Linked DNA regions of Mus musculus: regions 1 and 2 are each linked to region 3. Evidence: chromatin loops called from intact Hi-C (ENCODE). Cell type or tissue: gastrocnemius. All regions are shown on one strand. Links, peaks and the distances in the headings refer to the core of each region. The heading gives the core; the rest is flanking DNA. Region 1 overlaps Il12rb2 (interleukin 12 receptor, beta 2). Region 2 overlaps Il23r (interleukin 23 receptor). Region 3 has its middle 13 kb from the start of A430010J10Rik.

Region 1 (5,000 bases), core at 1-5,000, 150 kb after region 3:
AACAAGACATATACACACATCCTTACTCTCAGACAAGAGCATGGTTGCTCTCGGAGGCTGGACTGCCCGGCCCTGCTGCAGGTGACTCTACTGTATGACTTTTTTATTTATATCTTCCAATCTCCACTGTACACTTTCATTCAGTGATTCACATCTTCACACTTTCTTTTTAGTAAATAAAGTTAAACCAGTGAACATTTTAAAAAGATAATTCTTCAAAAACACATTGACTTTCCTTTCTTCACAAAGTTTACTAATGGTAAACACAACTAATAGGAAAAGCGTGGGATCTGAATGTAGAGGGCTGGCTCTGAGCTGTGACTTTATCATCTCTCAGTTCTTGAGGCAAACATTCACTTCTTCCGGGTTTCTGTTTTAAAATTTGTAAAACAACAGAGAGAGAGAGATTCACAGAGACACACAGAGAGACACACAGAGAAAAACAAACACAGAAAGCATGGGCATGGGTGGGCGGGCGGGTGGGGGAGAGGGTGCTTTTCTACGTATAGAAAATGCAATGCTGCTTGAAACAACCATCCCAAGACTTCCAGGAGCTAAACGAGTAAAATTGATGCTTAGGAACTTGAATTAGCCATCTGTGCTGGGAAACCTAGTTCCAAACTGCAAAATTTTGATTGAGATCATTTGGGAACAAACCTACAAAGTAAGCAGAAACTAACTGATATTACTCTCCAGTCTGTACAGTGTTTTGTCCAATGGTCATGGCAAATGAAAGCACAGACTAGGAAGAGTTGTCAGGTCTAACCCTGGCAGTGCCCATGGCTACCTACTGCAGAAAGAAGGCAGGGCTTACAGGTTTTAAGTGACATAGTTTTCTGGGCACAGCTATCCGTTCACGGCAGGAGACTCTGTCCAAGGTCCAGCCAATGCCCTTGCTCTGGTTTCTCACTTACTAGGAGGCCGAATAATGCAGTTTCTCTGCCCAAAGAGTTTGAGCTGACACGAACATATGGCACACGTCAGTTCTTTCACTTTAAGTGAACAAACCAGCTTTCTGATTGTAATTTGGATTTGGAGACATTTAGCACAGGAGGAAGACTGTTCTGGTGTGCTGAGTCAGGACTTCCGCTGGCCTAGTGGCTGCATTCTTACTGTAAATTAATGAGCGCTCAGCTTTGTACATTGCTGTTTCTGGGAGCTTAGTTAATGTAAGATGCAAGTCTGTTGGGGGAAACTCTTTGGTCTCCAAGTACTGGGTGAAGACAGTGCTGCTGGGGAACTCTTGGAGACAATTGAGCATTGTCCTGAAGTCATCTTTTCAGGTATCCATTACAATCAATCTCACTGCCTGTTTGAAGATTGTATAAGCAAGTGCGTGTTTTTAATCATATTCCCCAGTTGTATATGTGTGTACGCGCGCCTGAGCACGCGTTTGTCTTTTTTTTTTAAACAGGATCTCACTGTGCAACCCTAGCTGATTTAGAACTCACTACATAAACCAGGCTGACCTCAAATTTGTGTTAGCCCTCCTGGGATTATAGGTGCGCACCAGCAAGCACCATATTAATAAGCCTGGCCTTTATCAAAGGAGAAAGAGAACATAGATGAAGCAAACGCTGGTGCGGAAACCACCCTCTGGCAGGAAGGGGGCGTTTCGTGAACAGTTAACCTGAGGAAAGACTTGGTGGGGGAAATCAGACAGTCTGTGTTAGATACACTTGTCTTTGAACCTATAGGGCTGGCAAGGAAGGATGGTGTAAGAGACAGCTGAGGGGATGCATTTCTGGAACGAGCGCTTGCTTCCATCTGTAGTGTTTTTTTTTTTTTTTTTTCTTTTCTCCCTCTGCTGTGATGTATTGCTCCTAAGGCCTGAGACAGTGAGGTTCAGGCCACCACAATTTACAGATAGAATTCCCCGTCACCTTTCCAGCCCAAAGTTGCAAAGCACCTTCTCCAGCCCAGAGGTTATGACCCATTCCTACACACAGCGTCAGCTAAGAGCCTGAGTTTAGCAATTTGGAATGGGTGAGAATACGATTTCTTTTTCCCAAGAGCCAAAAGGCTCTGAATCATAGGAGATGAACTCTGAAGATGTACGACTTGCCGAGCCAATTGGCTCTGTAGATAAATGTATTTGCACTCCAGTGGCACTCGTCTGAGACGGTGATAAGGGAGAGAAAGAACAGTTTTTTTTTTTTTTTTTTTTTTTTTAACCATGAGCTTTACATTTCTTGTCATGTTTAGGTCTTCTCATTTCCCATTCTGAGGAGTGAGCCCAGGCTGCTGCGTAATTAGCTCAAGCCCTACCCAGGGAGAAGACATATGAGAGCATAGAACGCCCTCTGGTGGGCAGCGGCGAGCAGCGTTATCTGGAGTGTGCAGCCCTCAATCTTGGTAGGGTTGCTAACACCTGGATCTCGTCTAACAGGGTTGAGTGTGGACCTCAGGCCAATGTCCATACATGATAAGAGCATGCTACAAGACAGTGCCATCCTTTTGATTTCCTTCTCCAGTTTTCTCTCTTCACTGTATGGAAACACTGCAAATGAAGAACACCCTGGCTAATCCTAAGGTAAAGGCTCTCAGAATCAAAAATAAACTTAGGGAACAAAACCTGAGACCGTCTTAACACCTAAACATAAGAAGAACAAAATTTGACATATCTCAGAATGTGACACACTTGATTTGAATTTTTTAGTTAAAAATCTACCAGAGGAAGGCACCTCTGAATGGATAAACTATTTATTATTAAGACTTAGATAAAACCTGTTGTATTTATTTTAAAGTAAAGCTTGACCCCTAGATGCAAACGAGGCAAAGAAGGAAAACTAGGTGGCTGTGTGGCACAGTGGACAGAGTGCTGGCTCTAATGTCAGAAGGGAAAAACTGTTAGAGTTTGGCTAATGTCAAAGAAGAGCAGCCCCTTCCAAAGCTCAGGTGTTTGGACGCATTAGGCACAGTTCTTCTTGCTTGGATTGTTGCTGGTTTTGTGCATGTGTGACGCTGGGGATTGAGTAAGGCCTTGTGCGTGCTAGTATGGGCTCTTCACACTGAGCTGTATCCCCAGCCTCCATGCTCAGTAGGAGGACCTTTGGTTTTCTCACTTCTCTGTGTAACACCTGTTACACAGAGTTCCTTTTCATCACTCTGAGACAGAATATCCCTACTTTCAAAATAAGGATAATAACATCAACTCTTGGCCTCTCCTTTGGCCCTCTTTGAAATTTCTACTGATGTTAGGGCTATATACAAAGTACATAGAATTTGTGAGTTGAAAACTGAATATTGGGTTGGCAGGATTCCTCAGTGGTTAAAGAGGTATTTGCTAGTATGCCTGATGATGTGAGTTCAATTTCTGACACCCACATGGTGGAAGGAGACATCAGGCATCCACACTATGAATGGCACATGCACACAACCTCAAATAAATAAATATAGAAACAACAGCAGCAACAACAAAACCAAAACAAAACCCCCGCACAAACTTGAGTACCTTCATTTTGGAATTCATAACTTATATTCAGCAACCCTAGTACAAAGTGGAGAAATAGGAAGCAGTCATGCTGTTGGTTTGCCTTACTGAGATGAGGGTTCACTGTGTTGCCCAGGATAGCCTTGAGTTCCTAGGCTCGCTGATTGCCCCGAATCAGCGTTTTTAGTAGTCAGGACTGTAGGTGCATCACAGTCCTATTCTAATTTTGATTTAAAATGTTAAGCATCACTCCACGATCTTCCATGCCTCTGTTCTTCCTCCCCTGCAGGCTATCAGCTCACTTGACATCCTCATGGGTTTGAACAAAGCTTGCCTCATCACAGGAAGGCTGCTCTCACTTTCTCTAATTACCTTGTGAATCTTCATGATAGTCTCGTGCCCTGTACATTAGTATTATCTTAAGTTAACTCATAATGAAAGTATGTACGGAGAGGCTAAACACCTTGCTTAAGAACACACGAGGTCCACCACTATTTAGCTGCAACAGAGTCACATAGAGACTCCTGCTTTCTCATTAGGTCAGAGGCTAGAACTCTTGCTAGCCCTGGCATATCCCTCAACTGCCACAGAATGAGTTGAGACCCTGATTCCTCAGGTCAGTGTGGGAAGCCACATGTGCCGTTGCTGAGTGGCACTGACTACTGCTGGCCACCATACATAAGATTGGACAAACAACCAATGTGTACATATGCAGTAAAGTTTTTTGCAAAGACACTGCCTGGCCCAGGCATGATAATGAGGTTCTGTAAGGTACTGAGAGTATAACCAATCAGATGAGGAACATGCAAATGAGGCTTAGTGCATAACCAATCCGGGTATGAGACACGCCTCTCCTAGGCCTATAAAAGCAGCACCAGTTCTGGGCTCGAAGTCTTTTCGCCTCTGCAATCAAGCTCTCCCAATCAACGTGTGCAGAAGGATCCTGTTGCAGCGTCGTTCTTGCTGGTCGAGTCCGGTGCGCGCAAGAGGTCAGCAACCAGCACCCTTAGTGACCCAGAACTCCAAACCCCAGCCATATAGAGAACCTATCTGCTTGTCTGGTCACTGGCCAGTGCTCCTGCTGACCCAAAATTTCACCCCCACCCCCTGTCCCAGGCGATACATGGAGATCACTGCTGCTGATCACTTTTCAGAATCAGAGGCTGACACTCCTGCTAATACTAGTACCTCATCCTCAACTGCCACAGAGTCAACTTGCTTGTCAGATCAAAGGCCAGAACTCCTAATGATCCTGATGCTCTACCACCCCACTACCACAGTACTGCACAGAGATCCCATCAGCTCCTTAGGTCAAAGGCTAGTAGCTCAGCTGACTCTGGCACTCTCTCTCTTTGGTACTACAGGATCACATTGAGTGCTGGCTCATGAGGGCAAATGCCACACTCCTGCTCCTGAGGCATCTCGCTTGTCACCATCTTGCTTTTTGCTCGCAAAAAGCAACCAAAAATGAATAGAAGTGAAATATTAAATAAGGCAAATAATAAGAAAAATCTCAGTGGAAAAACCTCACCCATGGAATGGACCACGTGGAGGACAAAATATCAGG
Region 2 (5,000 bases), core at 1-5,000, 270 kb after region 3:
CACCTGAACAAATTAAAGGAAATCACAAAAGTAATATTTGCATTATTTCTAATAGCTTTGTATATTTGAATATTTTTCAACCTTCCTGAATTTCAGCTTCCCCATCTATGAAGTAGATTCATGGCATTTATCTCAACATGTTGCTCTTGAGATTGACAGATGATGTATATACAATCCTAGCACATGGTGGGTAGGTAGCATATTTTTAAAAAGACATTTTTGGGACTTGAGACCCAGAGCCTACTGAAATGACAATGTAATCACCTCACTACTACAGCAGACAGGCACCTCTGAACGATTGCTTGCATTCAGTGTAAGCACATTTTGAATGTATTTTCCCATAGAAAGTAAGTAGTTGTTGTTTTTCTAAGAAATGCTGACACATTAGTTTTGGTGTGGAAGTTATCTGCTGAGGAACTGAGGATACCTCAGCGAATATACATGTGTACATACTTACATATATAGATAGATACATACACGTGTGTGTGTGTGTGTGTGTTTGCACGCACACACTCGAGAGTGTGAGTGTGTGCATATGTTTACCTGAAGCAGGATGTCCTCTGAAGATTGTAGCACTGAGCATCTCCATCTTCTGAGGTTCGTGGGATGATTTTGCTGTAACCTGGGAAACTTGAAACAAGAGTGTCAGCATTTTAGGTCTTAGCATTCAGATGGCTCATTCTCCCGAGACAGTCTTCTCTTGATTGGAAATGATTAAACTTAATCATTCTAATAGGTTCAGAGGGTGAAATAAAGTAAGGTTTCAGATGTGTACATTTTCTTATTTCCTTTTCAGTGACTACATCTCAAAAGAGGAACTTTTGCAAGGACAGTTAAAAACTACACCAGGCTTTAAAATACCAATGTGGCTAGCAATTTCTCTTGGTTTCTAGGCAACAAATACCAAGACAATACCAAGATAAAAATTCCACCCAGCCACAAAAATGCACAATAACTTGTCCATGCTTGGTTTCTTCAAATTGGTGATGCTAAGAAACCTAAGCTTCTTTGACGGTTTAAATTGTGTCACCTCTGCCTTTGGACAGTCTCTGGTTTGGCTGCACTAAGATGAACATTTTTGTAAGTGGATATTTTGGGTTGCAATATAGAGGTGAGATGTCACTAAGAATTCTTCTCTTCTGCTTTCCTGCTCCTGTGGTTCTTGGCCAGCCCTGTCTAGCCATTACACTTTCAGGGCTCCAGTAATGAAAGCTTCAGAATTGGGTGGGGTAAGAAGGCTTGGCAGTTAATTTACTTTAAGTCTGAATTCAAAAGCATTCCAGAGTAAGCTCGCCCATCTCCTGCTTCCTAATCATGGGAAGCAGCCAAATGTGACTTCATGGCCACAGTCTTCAGCCTTGGCAGAAGACAGCTCTGAAGGAGGATCTTAGTCCAGCATCCCTCAGCTCCCAGCTATCCAGCTACTCCAGTGTCACTTTTCAATCTCAACCTTCTGAAAAAGTGTCTTACACAGCTCGAGCTGTTCCTGTTGTCAAGGCTTATGGGATAAAGTGTGGGTCATGGGATACTTGTTTAAAAAATGGACAACGCATATTCAAATAAAAAATTCCTGTATGGACCTTTACAATCATTTGAAAAAAGCTAATTGTATGCTGGCAACATAAAGGCAGGTTTTCTGTAAACTACGGGCTGGGGGTTTTAGAAGATGAAAGCATCAGGAAACTGTAAGGACTCTCTTGTGTTTTGACAGAAAGAGGAAAGTATTTCCTGTGAGTTATGGCAATGAGAAATTGTTTTGAGCTTCTCAATATTTGCTAAGTCTCTTCTGAACCCTAGCAAGTGATTCTACTAAATTCTAAGTGGTGAAGGTTATGTAGTCATGGCCAGCAGCCAGGTTTGCTCATGTAGGAGAGCAGTGGTAATTCTCACTACTCAAGAAGGACTTGCAGCCACATGCTTTCGGAATTTTAAAAGCAGATATAATACAACATTAAAATGCAGAATAATTTTCCCTTTGGCAAATGCAGAGGTTTACAACATACATGGATGTTATTTTTATTTTTACTTTTATTATTTGAAAACTATCATTTTTATTTAAAAATAATAAATTGTGCTTTTTATTACAATATAATATAATTTTGTTGTATAAACTTCAGTTGCTCTGGCAATGAAAAGGTTATGGGTTACTGACTTATATGATATGGAAACAACTATATTTCACATTTATTAGCATTAATGAGTAGATACAATTTTCCTTTGGAGTCTGTTATCATAGCTTCAAATCAATGAGTTACACACATTTAAATTAAACTAGTCATTTAAAAGAAGTGCCTAATTATGAGAGGGTATTTTTACCAAGAATTAGATATCTGAATAAAATAACTTATAAACAGAACTATTAGAGAAGAAATCGTCTATGACAATTTTCTTTTAGCATAGGACTGAAATGAAGCCACACGTTTGCCATGTTATACTGTCACCAAGTGGCTAGTTGGTTTCTTTATAAATCATACTTAAATTTTTTTTTTTTAATTATAAAAGCAAAAGTTATGGTGATGGTATTGTAACAGGAAACAGAAGTGTGAAATAAAAATAACCCAACTCTGCCCTCTTAATTCACCAGCTATTAGTATTTTTAGTACTTTTAGGTATTTTAACATATGAAAGCACTCACAAATAGGAAGCCACACACAGACTCTTTCACAGGTGTAAAACATTTATGTCAGCTTTAACCACCAGGCCATAGCTAACAAGCTGGAAAATCTCATGCTATCTCTGTTATCTCTTTATTACCTGTGGGATTCTGCTAATAGTGGGACAATTCTGTCCTTCAGTAGAGTGTTACGCTGGATCACAGGATATATTTGAGGATATTCAGAAACCCAGATAATTCCTAATTTGGAAAGATTTTTTTACGTAGTTTACATATACTGACATGGAAAATAAGAGTGATCCTCCTAGAAGGCAGTGTGTCTGGAAAGAAGTTAGATTGTTTTCAGTAAGAATAGTTCCTTATCCTTAGGCAAAAAGCAGAGCATAGATATACTATTTAGCCCAACAAATACCAGGCTAAATTAACCAAATCTACTCCAAAGGACTGGTTTTGAGAAAATGTATTCTATTTGTTTCTTAGTGTTTGGTGCCAAATGATCTCCTTGGCTGTTCATTTTATGTTCCCCTCTGGTAAAGTGTCATCACTGTGAAGCAACTGTTCAGTGCCTTCCAATGTGTTTCAGGTGACATAGTGGCCCTCACATGCTCTCTGCTGAGCTTCACAATCATGTGAAAAATTTCATCATAACTAAGAATTCTGTCTACTGAATGATTGAAAGAAGACTTAGACATGGCCACTGACTTACTAATGTCACCTAAATGTCAGTTGAAGAGTGGAACTTCTTGCCTAGTTTTTAGATTTACTTTGTACTGGTCACTAGTCTCATGAGCTTCACTTTTGCATCAAGACAGCTCAGGGTGGTAGACCCACCAGCAGTCTGGCCCCAAAAGAGAAGGCATTGCTTCTCTGGGGACAAGTCACAGTGTATTAGCACTGCCTGGCCTCACAGGGCTCTTGATCACAGCACAGTGTGTATTATGGAGTTAGAGCACTGAGCAGTGAATACTTCAATCTTCAGACTGGTTATTTTCTCCAGATGTTTTTCTTGATCATTCAGTAAACACACTAATTATAGGAGGCGTGGAAATTACAGAAGATTATGGAGAGCATACAGGATTTCAAAACGTAGAGACACTTATTGTAATAGTTATTAACTATAGTTCCCACATCAGTATCCTATTGGAGACCATATGCTTTGACAATGTCACCATGTGTCTTTTTCATTCAGCATTATATAATGAGCACTGCCTCATTACAATTACTCAAAACACACTTATGGTTTCTTAATACTGATCATGATCATACAATACAGTATCAGTTCAATCACAATCCTGTTGGGAAATTTTTTTTTTGAATGCAAACTGTTGACATAACTCCACGAGTTGGAATTACATAATCCCAGACAAATCATTAATTTTCCTTGTGACTTGTGATCTTCCCAGTAAAACTGGAAATCAGCCGTGCTTTGCTCAGGAATTTTTATGACTTGGTTACTGTTCTATTGCTGTGAAGGGACACCACCATCAAGGCAGCTGATAAGAGAAAACATTTAACTGAGGAGTTGCCGACAGTTTCAGAGAGTCCTTATGGGAACTATGGTGGCAGGCAGCCAGGTATGGATCTTAGAATAGTAGTTGAGTGCTCACATCTGACCTGCAAGTTGCAGGTACAGAGGAGAGACAGAGAGGAAAGAAAGAGTCAGATAGCTCTGGGTTCACCTCTTCCTTTAGAGGCCACACCTCTAATGCACAAACAATCCCAATAACTGGAGACTAAACATTCAAACGTAAAAGCCTATTGAGGCCATTCTCATTTAAACTACCACAATGAGACAGTTTTTCTAAAGCACTAGTGCTATGTTTTACATAAATTAAAGCCTCAAAAATTTTCTGTTGCTAGGCGGGACTTTTAAATAGGTGTCAAATTCTTACTATTATAGTTAGCTTTGGGAAAAATGTCATTACACATGGATATCCTTCTCTTATCTGTTGATTATTTCCCATATACTTCAAGCTCCATATCTCTAATATTTTTCAAGGCAGTGTTTCTATAAGTGGGTTTCTTTTGTCACAAACATTTATGAGGTTGTTTTTCTTACTTCTTCCTTTGTCAGTCTTTGTGTCAGCTAAGGACTGCATTATAAGAATTTAGATCAGCACAAGCCATTGGTGTTAAACGGGACCTCATAAAATTGCAAAACTTCTGTAAAGCAAAGGACACTGTCAATAAGACAAAAAGGCAACCCACAGGTTGGGAAAATATCTTTACCAATCCTACATCTGATAGAGGACTAATATCCAATATATCAAAGAATTCAAGAAGTTAGACTCCAGAGAACCAAATAACCCTATTAAAAAATGGGTTAAAGAGCTAAACAATGAATTGTCAACTGAGGAATATCGAGTGGTGGAGAAGCACCTAAAGA
Region 3 (7,544 bases), core at 1,546-6,545:
TTAAAAAATTAAAATAAAATAAAAAGAAGTTCATTGAGGTATATAGGCCTTGGAGCTGTTTCATTTTGGTGTATGTGTGTTGTTTGATTGTATTTTCAAGGTTCCTTTTAAATAATAAAGTTTATAAGAGAAGATGAGAGACCTTTTAGTGAAAATAGCAAATGTGTGCACTGTGGGACTGGTACCAGTAAGACTTGACTCATGTACCTTGGTATGTCAACACCACAGATGTTTACCTAAAAGTGTGTTTTGTACCACCACTGTGGGCCCTTTCAAATTTCATAAGATATGTATAGCCAGCACCTAGTGCACTGGCTTGAGACAAAAAAAAGTCAAATTGAGTTTTCTTTCTCAGCAGATTTCTCTGAGGGGAGAAACCAAAGCCTCAAAGCCCAGCCTGAGAGCTAAGGAGATGACCTGGGAGGTTAAGAACACTGGCTGTGCCTGCGGAGGACACAAGTTTGGTTCCTAGCATCCACATAGGACAACACGGAACTTCTATAAATCCAGCCGCCCAGGATCCGACATCCTCTGCTGGTACTTACACTCATTCATATTCACACCATTTAAAGACTTTTGAATGAATCTTAAAAATAGAAAAGAAACAAACAAGAGTAAGAAACCAAGCCTGGCATTTAGCCCATGTTTCCAACCCTTTAGATGGGTTATTTCAATTAACTTTCAGAATTAAACCACAAAGAGGGTTAGAGGTATAGCCCATTTTAAGAGGTGCTTGCCTAGCATACACTACACCTGGTTCTGATCCCAGGGCACATACACACAAAAGTAGAGAGATTAGTCTCCTCCAAGGGGGTGAGAGCACTGCCTAACACCACATTAGCTAACACACGATGGTCGTGAGCACAGGATGTCACGTCACGCCCCAGGTGATCTGTGCATGTCTTCATTGCTGTCATTTAATTCTACCTGACATTTCTGTTTACCATTCTGATTACCAAGGGAGATACGTGTAATTTCCTGTCATCCACCCAGTGTTAGCAAAACGTTAAGTCTTGACCATGAAGGAATTGTCTGGATCTACTTGGGGCTGATCAGTAAGTGGCCACTCTTTGCAAGTGTTTGCACAGATGGCTGCCTCAGTACACAGAGGTGCTCTAGCTATAAGGACGGAGGGCATAAAAACAGTAAGCTGGGCTCGGGGCACAGTACACTACTGGGAGAGCGAGGCTTAGAATGTCCAAGGTCCTGAGGTACCTTATGTTTACAATGAGGCAAATCTGGGCAAGAGATAGTCAGGCGTTCAAGGAGCAAACAAGTGGGAAAAGATGGAAGTGTTTGGAGGAGACTCGAAGCTTTGTGTTTCCTCTTTGAATCATTTACTTCTCCAGCTAGTTATTCTTTACGTTGTTTGCAAGGTCTTGTCTTTCCCATTTGAAACACAGTTGGCCAGCAGCTGGAGATGCTGAACACTGGCGTGTATAAAACCCTAGACTCCATTCTCAACAGGTTTAAAAAAAAAAAAAAAGGCTAGTCACTTCTGCTCCAGCAAACCAGGTTGTGACTTCCGGGGCTGCAGTGGCTAAGGACAGTGTTGCAGCAACATAACATAATCATAAAGACCTCTGCCTTTATTGTCTGTTTCAGTCTATGCCACATGAAACCCTAACCAAGTTCTTCCACCAGTAAGCCAGTTAAAACAGCCAAGTTCACAGTGAAAGAGCTGAAAACGGAAGAGGGACAAAGAGAACAGCTGATCAGGATTCCTCTTCCAGAGCCAAACGTGAGGTTAGGTTTAAATTGAAGCCAGAGTTGATAGTTTCCTGACTAAAAAAAAAAACTACAATTCCCAGATTCCCCTGCAGCCGGGCAAATCCACATGAAAGGGAGGAGGGACTATGGGAGGAAAGAGTGCTACAGTCATTTTCACTCCTAAAAAGGGTCACAGCCATCTTACCCCCACGCCCAGGCATTCTCAACCACCCCCGTGGATGTGAGTGAGTGTCAGCCAATGAACACGATCCCACCCGTCTAAAGTCAGATGCCTCTCTTTTTCTGCTTCCCATCTCTTTTAAGCCGCCTTAGAAACCTAACAAGTCATGCATATCTAAGCACTCCTGGTGCGTTCCTGCCCACCAGTAATCAATCTTGTTTCAACTCCATTTTCCTGAAAAGTGCAACTTGTCTGGACTCAGCTATGCTTGCTTTCACTTCCTAACAATCCTGGGACTAAAAGTTGCAGAATGCTGATTTGTGGGATGGTTAAGAGGGAACCTGGACTAAACAACTGAATTGATATGTAAATAGAAAACTGGGCTTTTGTTCTGCATGAGATGAGCTAGCAAAAAGTGATAGCACTTCCTTTTTTTTAAGGATTCTTCTCAATCGAGCAGTGGTGGTGCATGCCTTTAATCCCAGCACCTGGGAGGCAGAGGCAGGTGGATTTCTGAGTTCAAGGCCAGCCTGGTCTACAGAGTGAGTTACAGGACAGTCAGAGCTATCTGTCTCGAACCCCCCCCCCCCCAAAAAAAAAGAGCTGAGCTGTCTAGAGAGTGAACAAATCTTTTAGAATGTTTTTAACAGGATTTCTGATTTGGTCAGAAAATCTATAGAGAGAAACACAGCTCTTTTAGAATTTTTTTCCTAATAGGATTTCGGACCTCAGTCTCAGGAACCCAAACGTAGTCCAGGCTGGTCCTTGGAACACTGTGCATAAGTTGGAACCTGCTATGAAGATTTCAGAGTGCATGTGACTCCTGACACTGTGCAAAAGGAAGAGACGAAAAGAAGAGCAGCTTTTGATGCTTAGAAGAATGGACGGCCCTTGAAGATCAAAGGCACTCCCGGGCTAGCTCCATGGTCAAGGCAGCTTATAAAGGAAGGCATTTAGTTGAGGCTTGCTTACAGATTCAGAGGGAGAATCCATCACAAGCATTGCAAGGAATGGGGTGGCAGGCAGGTAGGCAGGCAGGCAGGCAGGCAGGCAGGCAGGTAAGACTCTGGGGCAGTAGCTGAGACCTTACATCCTAATTCCCAGGCAGCAGGCAGAAAATTTGAGACTAGACCTTGTGTATGGTTTTGAAACCTTAAATCCCACTCCCAATGACATATCTCCTTCAATAAGACCGCACTTCCCAATCCTTCCTAAACTACTCACAAACTGGGAACCAAACCTTCAAATAGGCGAGCCTATGGGGGGTGGGGGGGGGGACAATTCTTATTCAAAGCCCTGCTCCTACGTTATAGGTTTCTGATATGGATCAGGTGAGAAAATGCACGTACTTCCCTCTGTCCGATGCGTCATTAAGTGCCAACTTATGATTGCTTACTTTATAAATGTGTGTGAATTGTAACTAAACAATCTTTAAATATGTGATTGCTAAAAAATATTCTCCCCGAAGTCTGTAAAGGCCACATCGGACTGAAGTCAAACCTACGAATACAAGGTTTGACCCAAGTTCCTCCGTGCTGTGAGAGTTGAGGACAGTTTGCACCAAGGGTCATAGTGCACTGGAACTGGAGAGATCTGGCTGTTTTGTGACTGAAATGCAAACAAATCAAATGATGCCATGTGAGCTAAACCCAGGCTTGGATCAAGGTTGATTATATTCGTTCATTCATTCATTCATTCATTCACTCACTGCAATGCTTTCTGAATGGTTTCTGCTCTGAGGGGTCAGAGTATTTGTGAAGTTCAAACTCCTGGGCTAAAAGTTCAAGCTGAGCAATAAGATTAAGCAAGGATCATGTAGAACCTGTTACCAACCTGTAGAGGGAGCTCAGAGCCAGGCAGAATCTCCGCTAACCCACCTGGCTTGCAAATAGCTCGTACAGGACTGGCCAGGTCTCTTGCCAACAAGTGAGCCTTTGTTTAGGAATCATCATGAAAAACCCAGCACCTAGGAGAAATGAAAGCGAAACCTACAGTGGTGGGACCCGTGTCACCCAGCAGCTGCTACTGAGCTGCTTCGCTCTCTGCAGAATTAGAAACAGATCCTTCTACTAAAGTCTATGACTTAATTTTAAATAAATTATAGAGACTAGTTCAGTACAATGGCCTAATAGGTCAGTGCAGAGCATGAGGTTTGGCTTCTGTGTATCCAGGACTCCCTGAGAGTCTGGAGCTTTGCTTCCAAAGGTCTCTGAGGTCAGAGTGGGGTTGGGGTTATGATTCTGGGGTCCCACTGATCACTGCAGGACCTGGAGTTTGTACAGCTGTACGCCCATAGGTTGCTTTAGGCCGTTGACTCTAGCCACAACTCCTAATAGTAGACAAACATCGCTGCAGCGGTCTGAAATTTGTTATTTTAGCTCTAGTAGGTTCATAGAATCCAGAGGCGACCAAGGTCATAGACTTGGAAGAACATGGTTTCAAAACAAATCCACTTCAACAGAAGCATAAAGCATGATAAAGCAACAAAAAAAAATATACTACAACCCAGGATCTATCATCACTCACTGATGAACCCCCTTTAAAACACAAACGTGGGCTGGAGAGATGGCTCAGTGGTTAAGAGCACTGACTGCTCTTCTGAAGGTCCTGAGTTCAAATCCCAACAACCACATGGTGGCTCACAACCATCTGGATTGAGATCTGACGCCCTCTTCTGGTGAAGACAGCTACAGTGTACTTAAATTATAATAATAAAATCTTAAAAAAAAGAAAAGAAAAGAAAACACAAACTTATTACAGAGAAAGCTGAAATGTCTGAAAAAGAATTTAGAGTTTTACTGTTTAGAAAAACTAGCAATCACATAAAAGATTCAAAGATGCACAAGCTAAAATCTATTCAGAACCTTGACAAGACACCCTTCCGAAGTGAATGTAACAGTTAAATTGAAGGCAAAAGTTCAAAATACGAAATTTAGCAAGGAGATTAAAACATTGAAAGCAAATAGCTTGGGTGTGGTGAGGCACTTCTTCAATGCCAGCACCTAGGAGGGAAAGTTAGGCAGATCTCTGAGGATATGAGATCTCTGAGGATATGAGATCTCTGAGGATATGAGGTCAAGCTCTGAAAGGAAGCAACTGTGAACCAACACTGCTATCCCCTGCAAAGCCATCTTTCCAAACTTACAGAAAGATAACAAGACAAACACAAATTAAGGCAACTCATGAGAACCAAGCCATCCCTACAGAAAGTTCTTAGTGGAGTACTTTACAGAAAGGAAGACGAAACAGAGCCCAACTTCAGATAAATAAACTAGACTTGGAAAGGAAAGTATATACAAAACAGCAACTCAATTAAAATGAGAAGGAAAATGATGTGAACAATCAAATAAAACAAAACAAATGACTAACACATTTACAGAAAAAGCAAACCCTTTTCTTTTTTTCTTTTTCTAAAGATTTATTTATTTATTTTATGTATATGGGTACACTGTAGCTGAAGAGATGGTTGTGAGCCTTCATGTTGGGAATTGAATTTTTAGAACCTCTGCTCATTCTGGTCAACCCCACTTGCTCTGGTCGGCCCTGCTTGCTCCAACCCAAAGATTAATTTATTATTATACATAAGTACACTGTGGCTGCCTTCAGATGCTCCAGAAGAGGGCGTCCGATCTCCTGGTGGTTGTGAGCCACCATGTACTTGCTGGGATTTGAACTCAGGACCTTCAGAAGAGCAGTCAGTGCTCTTACCTTCTGGACCATCTTGCCAGCCCCCCAAACCCTTTTCTATAATAACTTTAAATGTAAGTGGTCTCAACTTATCACTGAAAAGATACAGACTAATGGATTAGATTAAAAAATAAGAAACAGGGGCTGAGAGATGGCTCAACGGTTAAGAGCACTGACTGCTCTTCCGAAGGTCCTGAGTTCAAATCCCAGCAACCACATGGTGGCTCATAACCATCCATAACGAGATCTGGTGCCCACTTCTGGTGTCTGAAGACAGCTACAGTGTACTTACATATAATAAATAAATAAAATTTAAAAAAAAAAGATTTATTTATTTAAAAAAAAAAAAAATAAGAAACAACGACTGTATAAGGTATCCAACAAACACACTTAACTGGTAAAGATACCCCAAACTTAACATCAAAGGATGAAAAACAAACTATAAGAAAATGGAAAACATAAACAACTTGCATAGCTATTTTTTTATCAGACAAAATAAATCTCAAACTAGAGCTAATTAGAAGAGAAAGGACATTACATATTAACAAATGGAACAATTCATTAAGAAGATATAACAATTATAAACCTTCATGCACCAAACATTGTAACTCCTAATTTAATAAAAACAAACACTAAAAGACATAAAAGACCACAAAGATCCTGATACAATATAGAGGGAAACTTCGATAGTCTATTCTCATACTTAGATAGGTTTTCCTAATTAAAAACAAGTAAAGAAACTTTAAGGCTAAAATATACTATTGGTGAACTGGAGCAAGTAAAAAAATGAGATAATTGTTTGTATCCTATCAGACCATGGTGCAATAAAAATAAGAGAAACCACAAAAATACTGAAGAGTGAACAACATATGAACAGGGAATCATCCAAAAAAATCAGAGAGAAATAAACAAACAAAAATTTCTAGAGACAAATAATAGTGGAAACCCATCCTATCAGGACCTCTGAGATGCAGCCAAGGCAGTCCTATGAGTAAAGCTTATAGAGATAAGGGCTCATATTAAAAAAATCATGGGGTTGGAGACATGGCTTGGAATTTAAACACACTGACTGCTCTTCCAGAGGTCCTGAGTTCAATTCCTAGCAACCACATTGTGGCTCACAACCATCTATAACAGGATCCAATGAGTTTTTCTGGTGTGTCTGAAGAGGGTGACAGTGTACACACATACATTAAATAAATAAATAAATAAATAAATAAATAATCATAAAGAAAAAAATCTGAGTAATATCAAATAAATATCATAACAACCTAATTACATACCTCAATTCTCTTGAAAAGACAGTTAAGTAGCCTATCTGGAACACAGTAGATAGCAAAAAGCAATAAAGATTAAGGAAGAAATTAAAAAGATGGATATTAAAAAGGACAATAGACAAAATCGCCTAAAGAGTTGGTTCTTTAAAAAAAGATTTACAAACCACATAGTCATTCAATTGATATGGAAAAGGCATTTGAGTAAGTCCAACATATCCTTATGATAAAAGTTCTGGAGACTTTGGGAATACATGGAGCATACCTCAAAATAATAAAGGCTACACAAAACAAACCTCTAGGCAACAGTATATAAGATGGACAGAGAGAGAGAGAGCATTTCTCTAAAATCACAAACTAGACAAGGATGCCCACTCTCTTTCATTTGATATAGCACTAAAAGTTTTCACTATAACAATTAAACAAGAGAAAGACATGAAAGGGGTATAAATAGGGGAAGATGTCAAACGATTTGTTTCTAAGCAACATGATTCTTTATGTAAAAAACCCTAATAAGATTACTAAGAATCTCTTTGACCTAATAAACACTGAAAAGTTGCAGTATTAAAAAAATTAAAGGGGGAAGGGTATGGGGAATTTTTGGGATAGCATTGGAAATGAAAATGAAGAAAATACCTAATTAAAAAAAAAGAAAAAAATTAAAGTTTTAAAAAGGTACTATTTTATTTGTA

The links. Hi-C counts contacts between places; a loop is a spot of excess contacts. Peaks named below come from ENCODE experiments on the same cell type or tissue, not always from the same donor. Only the 100,000 strongest peaks of a DNase experiment are listed, where the experiment ranks them.
Region 1: a loop joins it to region 3, with 5 times the contacts of the local background. A loop is called at or near these places in 16 of 42 quality-filtered maps.
Region 2: a loop joins it to region 3, with 7 times the contacts of the local background. A loop is called at or near these places in 16 of 42 quality-filtered maps.

What each region holds. Positions count from the first base shown.
Region 1 is chr6:67,316,412-67,321,411 of GRCm38, forward strand. The region is part of intron 8 of Il12rb2 (interleukin 12 receptor, beta 2); the gene reads right to left. Among named protein-coding and RNA genes, the nearest start is that of Serbp1, 52 kb to the left of the region's middle. In gastrocnemius, for the core only: a CTCF peak has its summit at 2,311 (motif pointing left); DNase peaks (open chromatin) are centred at 853 and 2,299; H3K27ac peaks cover 319 bases.
Region 2 is chr6:67,434,062-67,439,061 of GRCm38, forward strand. It overlaps Il23r (interleukin 23 receptor), which reads right to left. Exons shown (of 11, transcript NM_144548.1): 8 at 544-630. Among named protein-coding and RNA genes, the nearest start is that of Il23r, 55 kb to the right of the region's middle. In gastrocnemius, for the core only: a CTCF peak has its summit at 2,431; no DNase peak of the experiment used is centred there.
Region 3 is chr6:67,166,640-67,174,183 of GRCm38, forward strand. No RefSeq gene overlaps it. Among named protein-coding and RNA genes, the nearest start is that of A430010J10Rik, 13 kb to the left of the region's middle. In gastrocnemius, for the core only: a CTCF peak has its summit at 3,726 (motif pointing right); DNase peaks (open chromatin) are centred at 1,913 and 3,774; H3K4me3 peaks cover 1,334 bases; H3K27ac peaks cover 1,184 bases.